2 separate regions of the Homo sapiens genome follow, and region 2 is linked to region 1. Evidence: chromatin loops called from intact Hi-C (ENCODE). Cell type or tissue: IMR-90. All regions are shown on one strand. Links, peaks and the distances in the headings refer to the core of each region. The heading gives the core; the rest is flanking DNA.

Region 1 (8,687 bases), core at 1,946-6,945:
TGGTGCTACCAAACAGCTAAGGCTTCACTGCTCTTGTGGTGTTTCACTGAGGAAACAGGAGGGCTGGGAGGGGATGTGCCCCACAATATGGTGTAGGCATCATAAGCCTAATTTATGCATAGCCTATTCACTTCTCAGACAAACGTAAGCCTAGTGATGGTTTCTTCTAACAGCTTTGTGGAGGTGTAACTTACATATTGTAAATTCACTTGCTTCAAGTATAAAATGTAATGATTTTTAGTAAATTTACCATTCTGTGCGGTTATCAACACAATCCAGTTTTAGAACATTTCCATCACTCCAGTAAGATGTCGCATGCCAACTTGCAGTTAATCCTTGTTCCCATTCCCAGTCTCAGACAATCACTATTGTCCATTGTCTTTAGAAGTTTGCATTTTCTGAACATTTTAAGGAAATGGAATCATGCAATATGTGGGTTTTTGTGTGTGATGGCTTCTTTAGTTCAGCATAATGTTTTTGACGGTCCTCCACATTTTGGCATGTGTTAGTGCTTTTCAAAAAATTGCCGACGAATAGTATTCCATTTACTTGTATAGATATGCCATTTAGTTGTGTGGCTATGCCACATTTTGTTTATCCATTCATCTGTTGATGGACATTTTTTTTGGGGGGCAATTATGATCAATGCTTCTCTGAACATTACTGTACAAGTCTACGTGTGGACATGTGTTTTCATTTTTCTTGGGCATATACCTAGGGGTGGAATTGCTTGCTAGGTCATATGGTAAACTTTCATTTAACATTTTAAGAAATCACCAAACTGTTATATTCCTACCAGCAATGTATGAGGGGCCTATTTACTCTAGATGTTTCCTATAAGAGGAATATGAGAGAATTTGAGATCAAACATGGGCTGTGGGAAGAAACGTATTCAAAATACTGTTCATTAAATAATTTCACACAATAGGGTGGGAACAAGTTGTTTCTTTACACTAGTTTCAATCTTGGCTGCATATTAGAATCATCTGGGGAGCTTTAACAAGTTGTGATGTCCAAGCCATGTCTCAGACAATTACAATAAAGATGCTGTGAGGGTGGGTGGGCAGGTATTAGGGTTTTGAAACTCCCCAGGTGATTTCAGTGTGCAGGCTGAGACGCTCTTGTGTGAAAAAAAAAAAGTTTGTCAAGTCATTCACCGAGATAATGAGCTAAATAGTTACAGCTGAAGACAGACAGTGTCCATAGGACACGCTGAGTGAGACTGGAAAATTTTTATGGCTATAGAAGGAACAAAGGATGTACTGTCTGGCAAACAGTAGCTTTTGTGATTATCTTCATATACTTTTTCCAGTATTATTTCAGCCATGAAGTGTAGAGAGGATGATAACTGAAGGGGGTAAGTAGGGTGGGAATCAAAGGTTTCAATGGTCCATTTGTTTTATATGGGAGAGACTTGAACGGCGTGAATGTCAACAGACACTCCAGTTAAACAGGAGAAGAAATAACTGATGGGTAAGAACCCACCAAAGAGGAGAGAGATGCCAGCTCAGGTAGAGGGACTGGCCCTCGTTAGGAGGAAGGATGGCTCCTCTGTCTTAACAGGAGGTAGAGGTAGAGAATGAGAAAATATTGAGGCAAACATTTTGGTTTGCTAGCAGGAAGATGAGGAAATTCCCATCTATGCTTCCCACCCCCCTTTTCAGTGAATTATGATGTAAGGTCATTTTGTAGAAAGTGATTTGTGAGGCTGGGCACAGTGCCTCACACCTATAATCCCAGCACTTTGGGAGGCCAAGGCGGGTGGACCACTTGAGGTCAGGAGTTCAAGACCCAGCCTGGCCAACATGGGGAAACCCCGTCTCTACTATTAGCCAGGCATGATGGTGGACACTTGTAATCCCAGCTACTTGGGAGGCCGAGGCAGGAGAATCACTTGAACCTGGAAGGCAGAAGTTGCAGTGAGCTGACATCACACCACTACACTCCCGCCTGGGTGACAGAGTGACAATCTGTCTCAAAAAAAAAAAAAAAGAAAGTGATTTGTGAGAGTAAGTGGAGAGAGAGGACAGGGTTGAATCCTTCAGGAGAGTGAAGATTTGACATAGTCATTGTTGAGTGTGAGAATGTAAGTTCCCCTGAGAAAAATAGCAGGTCTACTAGGCAGTGTTGAGAGTTGAACCATTTGAAGATATTTATAAAACTGTAGTGACACTGATCTTCTCAGCCCCTAGGGGCGGGCAGGAGAAAGCAGACAGTAGACTTGCTCCTGAGTCCCAGTTTCTCTATGGGTGTTTAGAAAAGACAGAAGGCCAAAGGAGTTTAATGTAAAGCAGGAGTGTTTCACACATGGACTATAACATCTGTGCTGGAGGAGGGATGGAGAAAAGGGGTAAGGTGAAGGGTCGATGGAAATCGGAGGGGCAGTGGAGAGGCTGTGGGCAGAGTGAGATGTGTAGACTACATGATCGTGGAGGGAGAGATGTCAAGGAACTGTACCTAGGACTGATGGGTTGCCCATATGAGTAATGGCAGAACTTGTCCCCATTTCCTCACCTACTCACTCTTCATCTCATTCCAATCTGAACTACACTCCAGGTGGTTACTTTTACTAAGGTCTTAGATGACCTTTATGTCTTCAAATCCAAGAAATAGTTTTCAGTCCTCATTTTGCTTGATTTTTCAGTATAATGTGACATTATCAACCATTCTCTGGTCTTGAAATGGTCTCTTTCACTGGCTTCCAGGACAACACATTCTCTTTATTTCTTCCTGACTTCGGGCTCCTGTTTACTGGTCTCCTTTAGAGGTCTGTCTTTCTCTTCCTGTCTATTATATTTGGAAGTTTCTGAGTAAGTTGTAGTCCTCAGCCTTCTTGCCTACACTCTTTCCCTAGGCAATCTCATCCATGCCTCATTGTTTAAATTGCTACTTGTCATCTCAGAAGTTTCTTTGGAGCTGTAAGCTCAAATATCCAATTCCTATTAGTTATTTCCACTTGAATGTCTCAGGTTTTCATACTCCTCATTTATTATTCTGAAATTATAATATGCCCCCAAATCTAGTTCTTTTCCGAAGAATGCCTTCCTGACCACCTTGACCAGGCTGGGCTCTGCCATCATTTGCTCTCATGGAATGCTGTGCCTTCCCTTTATAGCTCTTACCTCAGTTTGGAATTACACATTCACTTAGGTGAGTATTTGACAATGTCTGTCTGCTCACACCAGCCTCCAGCCTACATAAGAACAGGAACTACATCTGGTTTTGCTCATCGTGTATCTTCCCAAATTAGCAAAATACTTGGGTCTAGAAGGTGCTCAGATTTGTGTGTGTGTGTGTGTGGGTTTGTTATTAAGAACCATAAGATCTAAGCAGAAAGATACCTTTGAAAACATCTGCTATCTGTCATTTTCAAGTCGAAAAAGCAGAGGCTTGGAGACGTGGGAGATTAGGGGGTTCATTTATATACTGTCACACAGCTAGTTGATGGCAGAGCTGGAATCTGAATCTGTTCCCACCCTCCAGGGAGGCTGGTTGACACTAAGGGGTCATTTTCCTGCCTGGTGCCGTTTCGGCCAATAGAACCAAACCAAGCTTGGTAAAGCAGAGCAGAAACTTTGTTAATAAAGAAATGGAGAAGGGAAGCTCATACTCAAAGCACCTTCTTGCAACGGGGGAGGGGGAGGTGGTGGTGGGGGAAGGAGGGGGGCGGGTAAAGGGGGATGTTAAGAGCTCTTAGGGCAGGTAGGTGGAGACTGGGGCGGGATTCCTGAAAAAAGGTGGGTTCTTCCAGGAGGCGCTACAGTGTGCACAGTCTTGTCTTTTGTACTTGGCACTTTTTGTGCCTAGCAAGGTACATTTCTGGCCCCTGGGCAGAGGTCTTAGCATGGTAATGAAGCAAGAATTCAGGTCGGGGCAGTACTGCTGAGCTACTTCATGGTTACTGGCATCCGGCCTTCCTCTCTGTAAGCAAGCGCAGATGCGAGCACAGGTTAATTTCACAGGTTTGGGGGCTTCCTGAAGTAATTGGGGTTATGTTGCTATGACAAATCCCCATCTCTTTCCGGTCCAGTGAATTTTCCACCTCCACCTAGGAACTATTTATTTATTTAGTATAAATATTCAAGTAGTAGTCTCTCCCTCTCTTGCTTTTTTTTTTTTTTTTTTTTAGTGAAAAGAGCTGTGCTTAAACTGTGCTTTTTTGGGGGGTGCTATACCATCACAAAACATCAAACCATTGGCAGATAAAATAGCATACTCTGGAGAAGAGGGAGATGCCATTTTAATGACGTGCCTCTCCTCATCCCTACCGACTTGCAGCCGTGATAGGGATGCTTAGTAGGACCCAGGAGGCACACTCCTCCTTCCTCTCCCAATACCGAACCTCCCGGGCCACAATCATTAAGAGGAAGAAGCTTAACAAGGCTCACAGGGACACATGCTTCCTCCCTGGATGCTGTGGACTCGTCAGAGAAAGCTGCAAATCCCATTTTCCCCTGTTGCAGCAGGCAATCATTTTTTGCATGATCAGATCACAAGCTGATTATCAAAACTGGTTTGCACTGTGTCCAGAGGCCACTTTTTCCTGCAAGCAGGTTTCTCTCACACTGCATAGAGCAGGGGAGCCCTCTGGTGGTAATCTGTAGGAAAATTTCCTGAGCGGGAGGGATTTGCTTAATTTGGGTAAGAATTCTTCATATTCTTTTCCCTTGCCTCCATAAGCCTTTTCCAAAATTGCGGGGCGCGGTGGCTCATACCTCTAATCCCAGCACTTTGGGAGGCCAAGGTGGGTAGGTCACTTGAGGTCAAGAGTTTGAGACCAGCCTGGCCAACATGGCAAAACCCCTGTCTCTACTAAAAATACAAAAATTAGCCGGGCATGGTGGCACACACCTGTAATCCCAGTTACTTGGGAGGCTGAGACACGAGAATTGCTTGAACCAACCCAGGAGGCAGAGGCTGCAGTGAGTGCCTCTGCTCTCCAGCCTGGGTGAGAGAATGAGACTCTGTCTCAAAACAAAACAAAATCAGCCATTAGAGGTAAACCAGGCCTGTTGTAAGCCATCTGAACAAGAAAGTTCATACCATCAATGGACCAATGCTTTTTGGGGTCAAGATTGCATTTCTCCAGACCCTTTTTGCTAAAGAGCCCCAGGACTGATGATGAGGACAAAGCTATGGACTGTGAATTTGGCGGACGTTGTAGAGGGGAGGAGAGGCCCTGAAGTGCTGTTCTGAAGTGAGTGACAGACATGCCCTCCAGGTGGAAACACCAAGCTCTACATAGCACTTTAAGGTTCACTTATATAACATGTGATGCAAATCACCATGGAGGAGGGCAGCTCTGAGCCAGCAGGAGGTCTTGTCAGTGTGATGCTGGGACTAGGGGGCTGGAGAATAAGGGGCAGGTGGTGGAACATGGGAACACGCCAGGGCTTGGCTGTTTGCCAGAGGGTTTGAGAAGATTAGAAGCATGGGGGTGGAGAGAAGGGAGAGGGTGACATACATTCGATACCTGTAGTGTCCCTCTTCAGACAGGAGAGTTAAGAAATCTAAGTCGCCTGTGATTCGGGAGGGCAGAGTCCAGGCAAGCAGAAGAGAAGCGCCGGGCCCAGGCAGACACCAGGAGCCAGGCTTTGGGAAAGGAGGCACCACCTGATTTCTTGAACTTTTCTCAAAAGGCTGGGAATATCTAGTCCTGTTTTTCATTCAAATGTTTTTGATATGTCCTATTAGATCTGTTTTATATTTTGTTTTAATTTTCTCTGCATAGAACAGCCTTTTGAAAGTAAAAAATAAAATTTTTCACCATTTTAAAACATTAGGCAATATATGTTTGAAAAAGTTAAAAGTCACAAAGAGATCAAGACTGTTTAATAGTTACTTTTTTGAGGGAAATCCAGTCACATTTGCCTGTACCATTACATACACCATTACTTGGACATTCACACTCAATTGGGAACATAAATTACAAAAGAGAGAGGAACTTTTAAAACCACATTTAATTTTTAATACCAAATCTGTTGCACTATTACAGAAGTGACCCTTTCATGCACAGATAAATTTCGCATCTACCAGTATGGAAGAGGAAAAAATGTAGTTTTATTGTTCTCCCAAAATATTGGCAAATTTAAAGTAACTTTTAATCTTTGTGCTCTCTGATGCCAAGGCAAACCTGTTTTGTCTTTTTATATTTTCAAGAGACAGGTGGATCTGTGAAAAATGAATATAGAGACATGAAAGTATTTAGGGCCATCTTTACCTGGGATTACTTTAAATTATGCTTTACCTACATATATCAAACATGCCAGGTTACTAGGCCTACTGTGCCCCATAGGCAAAGCTCTGAAGATTTCATCGAAAAATCTGCTGTCAATACGTAGAAAAGTTCACTATTTCAGTTTCACAGCAAAAAAGGTGGGGGGAGGGGGGAACCCAATAGATATTTAAGTAGATGCTTTCCAATCCCATTCACTGCATTAATTAGCTTACCTCTTATACAGTACAACATAAACATTGCATGTTTATTTGTATGTAACACCTATAAGCATATAGCATCTACATTTTAAGTGTATTTACAAATTCAACAAAATATCTACATATAAAAAGCTTTACTTAAAATTAAACTTGATGCAAGTTATGAGAAACCAATTTATTGGCAAATGAAACTGAGCATTCCTTCAACCATAGGTTGTTATAGATTTTCATATTTGGAGGTAACCCATTTGATAGATATTGTTTATGAATACGATAGAATATATATTTACTTTTTAAACTGCAGATGTAATCCCTTGGACCGTTGGCCTTTTAAGCACTTGCCTGATTTCTTAGATTCTGAAATGTATCCATAACAATTTGCATACACGTTGTTTAATGCTGCAGAGTTTTGAACACTTACATAGGTAAAGTCTTGGAGAATAATATATTACTGTTGGCATGCTGTTGTATGCTTTTAGTGTTGGAATAACTTAGTTTTAAAATTAATTTTCTAGCATGTTGACATCTTTCTTACTGAATGTAATAGAAACCATAAAGGACCACAAAATCATCATGTGCTTCAGTTGGCAACAAAGATTTTCTTTTTATGCTTATGAGGAAATGCTATTTCTAATAAACTGTCTTATTTTTATTTTCATGTTTCCTTCTTTTCCCAGCATTGCAGTTTTCATGAACTCTGCTTTTTAAAAGTTACTTTTAGACAATGACAGTAATCTAGGACCCAGAATGGACTGGACCAGCTGATACAGAATGCACGATGTTGTGGAATGCTTAATATCTGAAGGCACTGTATGTGTCTTGCCCTGTGTTCTCTGAAATAATGTTTGAAATTTAATTTGGATGATTTGTTTTTGATTCTTTCAGTATGGCACAAATGCCGAAATGCACTGCAATACACATTGTTTATGCCTAAAAACAACCGAACATAGAAATGATGTAAAAAGTAGAACACTGTGCTGCTGTAATGCCTGGAAGATTAAGAAGCCTACGGAGTAACAGGAGCCAAGAGTAGGTAATAGTTCTCAGTAAGCATCAGCAATGTGACTGTCATAATGAACTCATTTAGCAAGTATATACTGTACAAACTGTTCCTAACAGTCTCCCAAAAAGACTAACGACAGCTATACATAGTCACCAATTTCACAACAATGTCCACAAAGACATTGAAGTTCTAGAGAATACTACAGTAACATTCTTGACAATGAAAACGGAATTCATATATAGGGGTTCAGCTGAGGGTAGTATAAACAAAGTATCAAACCATGTTTTCATAACATACACGGGTATGTCCTTTAAATGTGGAGCATTTTTCATGCATCATATTGAACTGTATCCTGCAGAGGAAATAACAGGATCTGTTGGTGATGTTGCATTATTTTTTATCAGTTCTGAGGAAATCAAGAATACCCATTTTGAATGAAAAAGTATGCACTTTGCATTCCAGTTCATATTAACATATCATTTGACTGAGTTATGTTTTTGCTGTAACTATTCTCATAATACTAACATACAGCAGAAAATATACTCTCTACCCATATGTTCATAGTATGAGAGGGCTGACAAACAAGTGCTTAGGATAAACATTCTAGAGAAATGGAATATTGGCAAAGAGCTTAAAAATTAAACAAAGGAATTCATGGCGTTGACAGGAGAAGGTGCCTCTGAGCTTTCGTTTCCTTCAGCCGGCTCTTTCTCTTTCTTACCACTGTATTGTCCAATAAAGGAGCCATCCTCATTGAACTGGCCATTAACCCCTTCTCCATAGTCAACTAGGCTGTCGTCACTATCTTCTTTTTTCACAGTCCTGTCTGAAGGAGTTCGACTTCCTTTTTTCAAAGGCTTGTGGTCTTCTGCATCACTGGAAGAAAGAGAAAACATTTTTGTCAAGATTGGCATTTAGGTAACATTTTCTGTTTTTAAAGACCATGCATGCAAATTATGAGAAAGCATTTGGAGTCCTGGGCTTCTCTGGCCAAATCTAATTTTCAGGTTGACTCCAATGACGAGGATGAGTTGGAATGGAAATCAGGAGCAGAAATGGTTGAATCATGAAGTCTTCAGTAGAGTGGATGGCTCCCAATAGTGTTTGTTAATTTCAATGACAAATTCTGATTCCTGAGTTGAAAGCAATCCAGAAATAATCACAAGCATTAAATAAGAAAGAATTCAGAAAAGTAGAAAAATCATCACTATTTTGAATTCAAAAAGGCAAAAGCTTATGGCAAGTAAAG
Region 2 (5,000 bases), core at 1-5,000, 160 kb before region 1:
TGAGTAGTCTGTACATTCTCCGTGTCCAAGAAACTCTTCAAAGAGAAAATCAACAATCAGCTACCTGTATGGTGCAAAGGGCTAAATGTAACTCTGTAAAACTAAAACCCCCAGAAAATGTAAAAGGCTTAAGGTAAGACTAGCTTCACTTTGCATTTTATTACCAGCCACATAAAGGAGAAAGGTGCACAGAGGGCTTACTTACCATTCCTTCCACTTCTTCATTGAATCCATCCACAGGGGCACATTCGCTGGCATGACCATAGCAGAAGCAATTTCCTCGAACCACCATATCATAAACTGCATAATAATACTTTTCTCTGATTTCCATCCTGGAATCCAGAAGGTTATCTCCCAAAGTATGCAGTTTCACAAACTTGATTCTCAAGTTGGTAATTTTTAATAAATCTAGGAAGGTCATCAAGAAGATGAAAAGTCTGATCAGACAAGCAAGAAGTTTTTTTTTTTTTCCTTGCATCATTTCTTTTTAGAGAAAGGCATGACACATGAAAATAGCTTAAGTTCCTCCTCTTGTATGATCTAGATGACTCCAATAGTGAAGCCTAACATAACATGACTGCAAAGAGGAAAGGTTACTGCCCTCTCATCAGTTTCATAAGAATGTCGGCCGGGCGTGGTAGCTCACACCTGTAATTCCAGCACTTTGGGAGGCCAAGGCAGGTGGATCACTTGAGGTCAGGAGTTCGAGACCTGCCTGGCCAACATGGCAAAACCCCATCTCTAAAAAAATACAAAAATTAGACCGGGCGCGGTGGCTCACACCTGTATTCCCAGCATTTTGGGAGGCCGAGGTGGGCGGATCACCTGAGGTCAGGAGTTCAAAACCAGCCTTGACCAACATGGTGAAACCCCATCTCTACTAAAAATACAAAAAGTAGCTGGGCATCATGGCATCCGCCTGTAATCCCAGCTACTAGGGAGACTGAGGCAGGAGAATCGCTTGAACCTGGGAGGTGGAGGTTGCAGTGAGCCGAGATTGTGCCATTGCACTCCAGCCTGAACGACAAGAGCAAAACTGTTTAAAAAAAAAAAAAAAAAATTAGCCAGGTGTGGTGGCAGGCATCTGTAATCCCAGTTACTCTGGAGGTTGAGGCAGGAGAGTTGCCTGAACGACAACAAAAAAGAGTAGCTATTCTGTGATGGGTCTGTTTGCAGAACAGCTATTTAGGAAGAAGTGTGAAAGTGGAGAAATTATAAGAACGCAGCTGCATGACTGCTGGAACCTGCGGGCAGACAGTAATTTGAAGTAGCACAATGCCATCTGCTTCCCACAGCAATTAATGTCAGTTTCAACATGAGAAAATTCCATTCAGGTAGGAAAAGATTTATCAAAGCACTCCAGTTCTCATTGTTATTATAAGATAGTTAGAAACATTTTTGTCTCTATTTTTGGAAGGGAAAATTTGAAATTTCCCACCGCTTAAATGACATCCAAGTTACCAAAATAGTGTTAACGCTATAGAATAACTACAACCTAAGGAGAGAACATTTCAAGTTTTTAAGCAACATTTTGGTCCACAACTTTTTTGTCCCAGTTTTACAAAACGTTTCCACGTTTCTCAATATTATATAGTGACATAAGCATAAATAAGCTTAGTATTAGGATGTGGGGCAAATTATTTTTTCTCAAATACAAGTTACCTCTAAATCAATTTTATCTTTCCCTCTTCTTCCTAGGTCTGCAGACTTCTGCTTATTGTAAATGCTGGGCTACCAATTCATTCTATAGTAACTAGACAAACGAAGAGCCATTCAACCTTCTCCACGGGGTTTTCGTGAGTTACTAAGTTCTTCATGCTGAACTGGATCCCCAGAGATTGATTCATCTGTCTGCACTCTCAAGCTCTGTAGCCTGAAACGGTTCTTTACTGTCATTTATGTCTGTGCATTCTTATAAATTACAACATAAGACAACAGGGTAGTGGCCCAGTACATCAGATATTTTCACAGCCCAAATACAATTTCAAATGCTTTTAATACATGCATAGCTTACAATGAAGCTATAGAAATGGCTGCGGGTAGAAAGGAAAAGTCCATGTGTTAAACTTAGGTTCTTTGTAAAATCAAAAACTAAACAGAGAAACCGTGGTACTCCCCAACTGAATGGCAGTTATGAACGCCAACATTTTCTCCTGCACAAATCCTCCTGCACAAAATGAGCACAAGCGCCTATTGACAAGAGGCCAAACAACAAACTTGAAGAGCAGCTGGAGTATTTAGAAACCCTTGAACTGACCTTTGTGGAAACCCCTCAGTAGAGCAAATATGCTCCCCCCACTCTCTCCTGCCATATTTAAAAAGCGAGCCTCATCTTGACTGCTATTCTAAGTGGCAAATCACTTTTGAAGTGAGTCTCAGGTCTCAACAATAGACAACTAAAGAGATATTGCTCCCTTGATTACAAAGTAAATCAAATGCATGATCAGCTAACATGCATGCTTCCGTAACATAGAAAAAGATTCTCCGATGTCATTTAACCACAAAAGACAAAAGAATCAAAATTATAAAGACAACACATCCTCCAAGTCCCACAAATTTCACCTTAAAGGGAGCAGATGGTTGAGTCCTTTTAGGGACTTAGGGGGTGTCTGTCCCAGAGCCCTTGTGGACGTTTTTCATAACTGCATTTTGAGACATGCAGGAAAGGCCTCATGGCTCACTCAGAAATTGGCACAGAGCTGGACACATCTATTAAATATTTGTTTTACAAGAGAATGAATGAGTAAATTACAGACCAGAGACAGGCTGGGCCACATGTAAAATTAATTTAAATGGGGAAGCAGCATTTTTCTGGCAATATTCCCTGGACTTCTTCCACTCCACTCTTCCTTGCTTCAAGCTTGGAAGTTTTTTGGGGCCTTGGTTAAAAATAGGGCCTTGTGCAGCTGGGAAAGATCAGCAAGAATCAGCCCCGCCTCTACTCAACTGGTTGCACCTTAGTAGCAGGAGAGGCAGGCTCACCTTTCATTCCAACATTTGGAACTAGTCCTGTGCAAAACCCAAACCAAAGCTGATAGTCACAGCAACATCAACAGCAACAAATGTAGCAACAGCTTTGATGTACTGAACACATTTATGATTTATGAACACATTTAAATCCAGGACTTTGTGACTCCAAAGCCCTTTTTTTTTTTTTTTTTTTTTTTGAGACAGAGTCTTGCTCTGTCACCCAGACTGGAGTGCAATGGTGTGATCTCAGCTCACTGCAACCTCTGCCTCCCGGGTTCAAGCGACAGGCACGCACCACCATACCTGGCTAACTTTTCTATTTTTAGTAGAGACGGGGTTTCACCATGTTGGTCAGGATGGTCTCAAACTCCTGACCTCGTGATCCACCCGCCTAGGCCTCTCAAAGTGCTGGGATTACAGGTGTGAGCCACCGCGCCCAGTGAGCCCATTCTTTTAATTACCATACATGCCTCCCAAGAAGATTAAAATGTAATTGTGTAATAAGAGCAGTTGTTGAATGTGGTAAAGAGCTCTGAACTGAGCACCGTAACATATGGATTCAAGATCTGACTGCCATTTAATAGCCATATCACTTTACGTAATAACATCCAACTCTATAAGCTTCAGCTTATTTTTCTATTAAACGGAAATGCAACCCTCATTTTATTGAGTATATTGAGAATGGCAGAGACTTCTGATTTCTCTTCAGTATTCTTTCTTCCCTTGTTCCTTTGACAGTAAGAGCCCTCGCCAAGAGTGTTAGTAGAGCACATGAAACACCTAGAGATGTTTCCCAGTGTCTCCTGCAGTATAGCCACGTGACTAATTCTGGCCAATGAGATGTGAGCAGAAGTGACGTGTGCAACTTCCACATCTCATTTTTTTGTTTTTTTGAGACAGAGTCTTGCTCTGTCACCCAGGCTGGAGTGCAGTGGCACGATCTTGGCTCCCTGCAACCTCCACCTCCTGGGTTCAAGCGATTCTCCTGCCTCAGCCTCCTGAGTAGCTGGGATTACAGGCATATGCCACCATGTCAGCTAATTTTTATATTTTTAGTAGAGACACGGTTTTACCATGTTGGCCAGGCTAGTCTCGAATTCCTGACCTCAAGTGATCCGCCTGCCTTGGCCTCCCAAAGTGCTGGGGATTACGGAGTGAGCCTCCACGCCTGGCCCATGTCTCATCTTTAAATGGAATTTGCTTGCCTCGTCTTCCCTCTTCTCCCGAGTTGAGGTGAGGACATAGTGGTGGTGGTCTAACTCTAACCATGTGAATAAACCTGGAAACATGGATGGCCTTATAACTAGGGTTGCCAGATTTAACAAGTAAATATAAATGACACTCAGTTAAATTTGAATTGCAGATAAACAACTATTTTTTAGGATAAAGTATGTCTCAAATATCACATAGGACATGGTTATACCAACCACAAATATTGCATGAGACACACTTGTACTAGTCACAAATATTATATGGGATATATGGGATATAGTTATGCTAAAAAAAAGAATTATTTATTTGCAAATGTAACTGGGCATCATCCTGTATTTTATCTGGTAAGCTTAATTATGGCAATTGAGCTACACTTCTTCTCTAGAAAACTCTTTGGTGGGTTTTGTAAGAGAGAAAGAAACTTTCACCTTATTTGAACAACTAGATTTGGGGAGACTCTTTGATACAAAAGCCCAATATATACCCTAATATACTGAGCAATAAAATAAGGTATTATGATCAACACAATTACTTGATAACCTATCAATCTTATATCGGATGTATTGTATTTACATCTTATATCAGATGTAAATGTATTCCCTATCAGTGGAGAGTAATTATTGCTAATTTCAAGACCCTCTGGTCAGGTAACACAGAGAAAGAAGGAAAATGAAAAAGGTAGATTTAGCACTGAATATTTAGATTCTGAGTAAGACTTATTCCATGGCTGCTGTTTACCATCAAAACTTTTATTTGGGCCAGGCGCGCTGGTTCACGCCTGTAATCCCAGCACTTTGGGAGGCTGAGGCGGGTGGATC

What was found. A loop is a pair of places that touch in the nucleus more often than their neighbours do. Peaks named below come from ENCODE experiments on the same cell type or tissue, not always from the same donor. Only the 100,000 strongest peaks of a DNase experiment are listed, where the experiment ranks them.
Region 2: it touches region 1 in a loop (4-fold over the local background); 8 of 110 quality-filtered maps call a loop at or near these places.

What each region holds. Positions count from the first base shown.
Region 1 is chr7:108,141,834-108,150,520 of GRCh38, forward strand. It overlaps NRCAM (neuronal cell adhesion molecule), which reads right to left. Exons shown (of 33, transcript NM_001037132.4): 33 at 5,816-8,314. The coding sequence ends at 8,077. Among named protein-coding and RNA genes, the nearest start is that of LAMB4, 16 kb to the left of the region's middle. In IMR-90, for the core only: a CTCF peak has its summit at 4,578 (motif pointing left); a DNase peak (open chromatin) is centred at 4,548; H3K27ac peaks cover 183 bases.
Region 2 is chr7:107,980,404-107,985,403 of GRCh38, forward strand. LAMB1 (laminin subunit beta 1) reads right to left here. Exons shown (of 34, transcript NM_002291.3): 8 at 206-408. Among named protein-coding and RNA genes, the nearest start is that of LAMB1, 20 kb to the right of the region's middle. In IMR-90, for the core only: no CTCF peak of the experiment used is centred there; no DNase peak of the experiment used is centred there.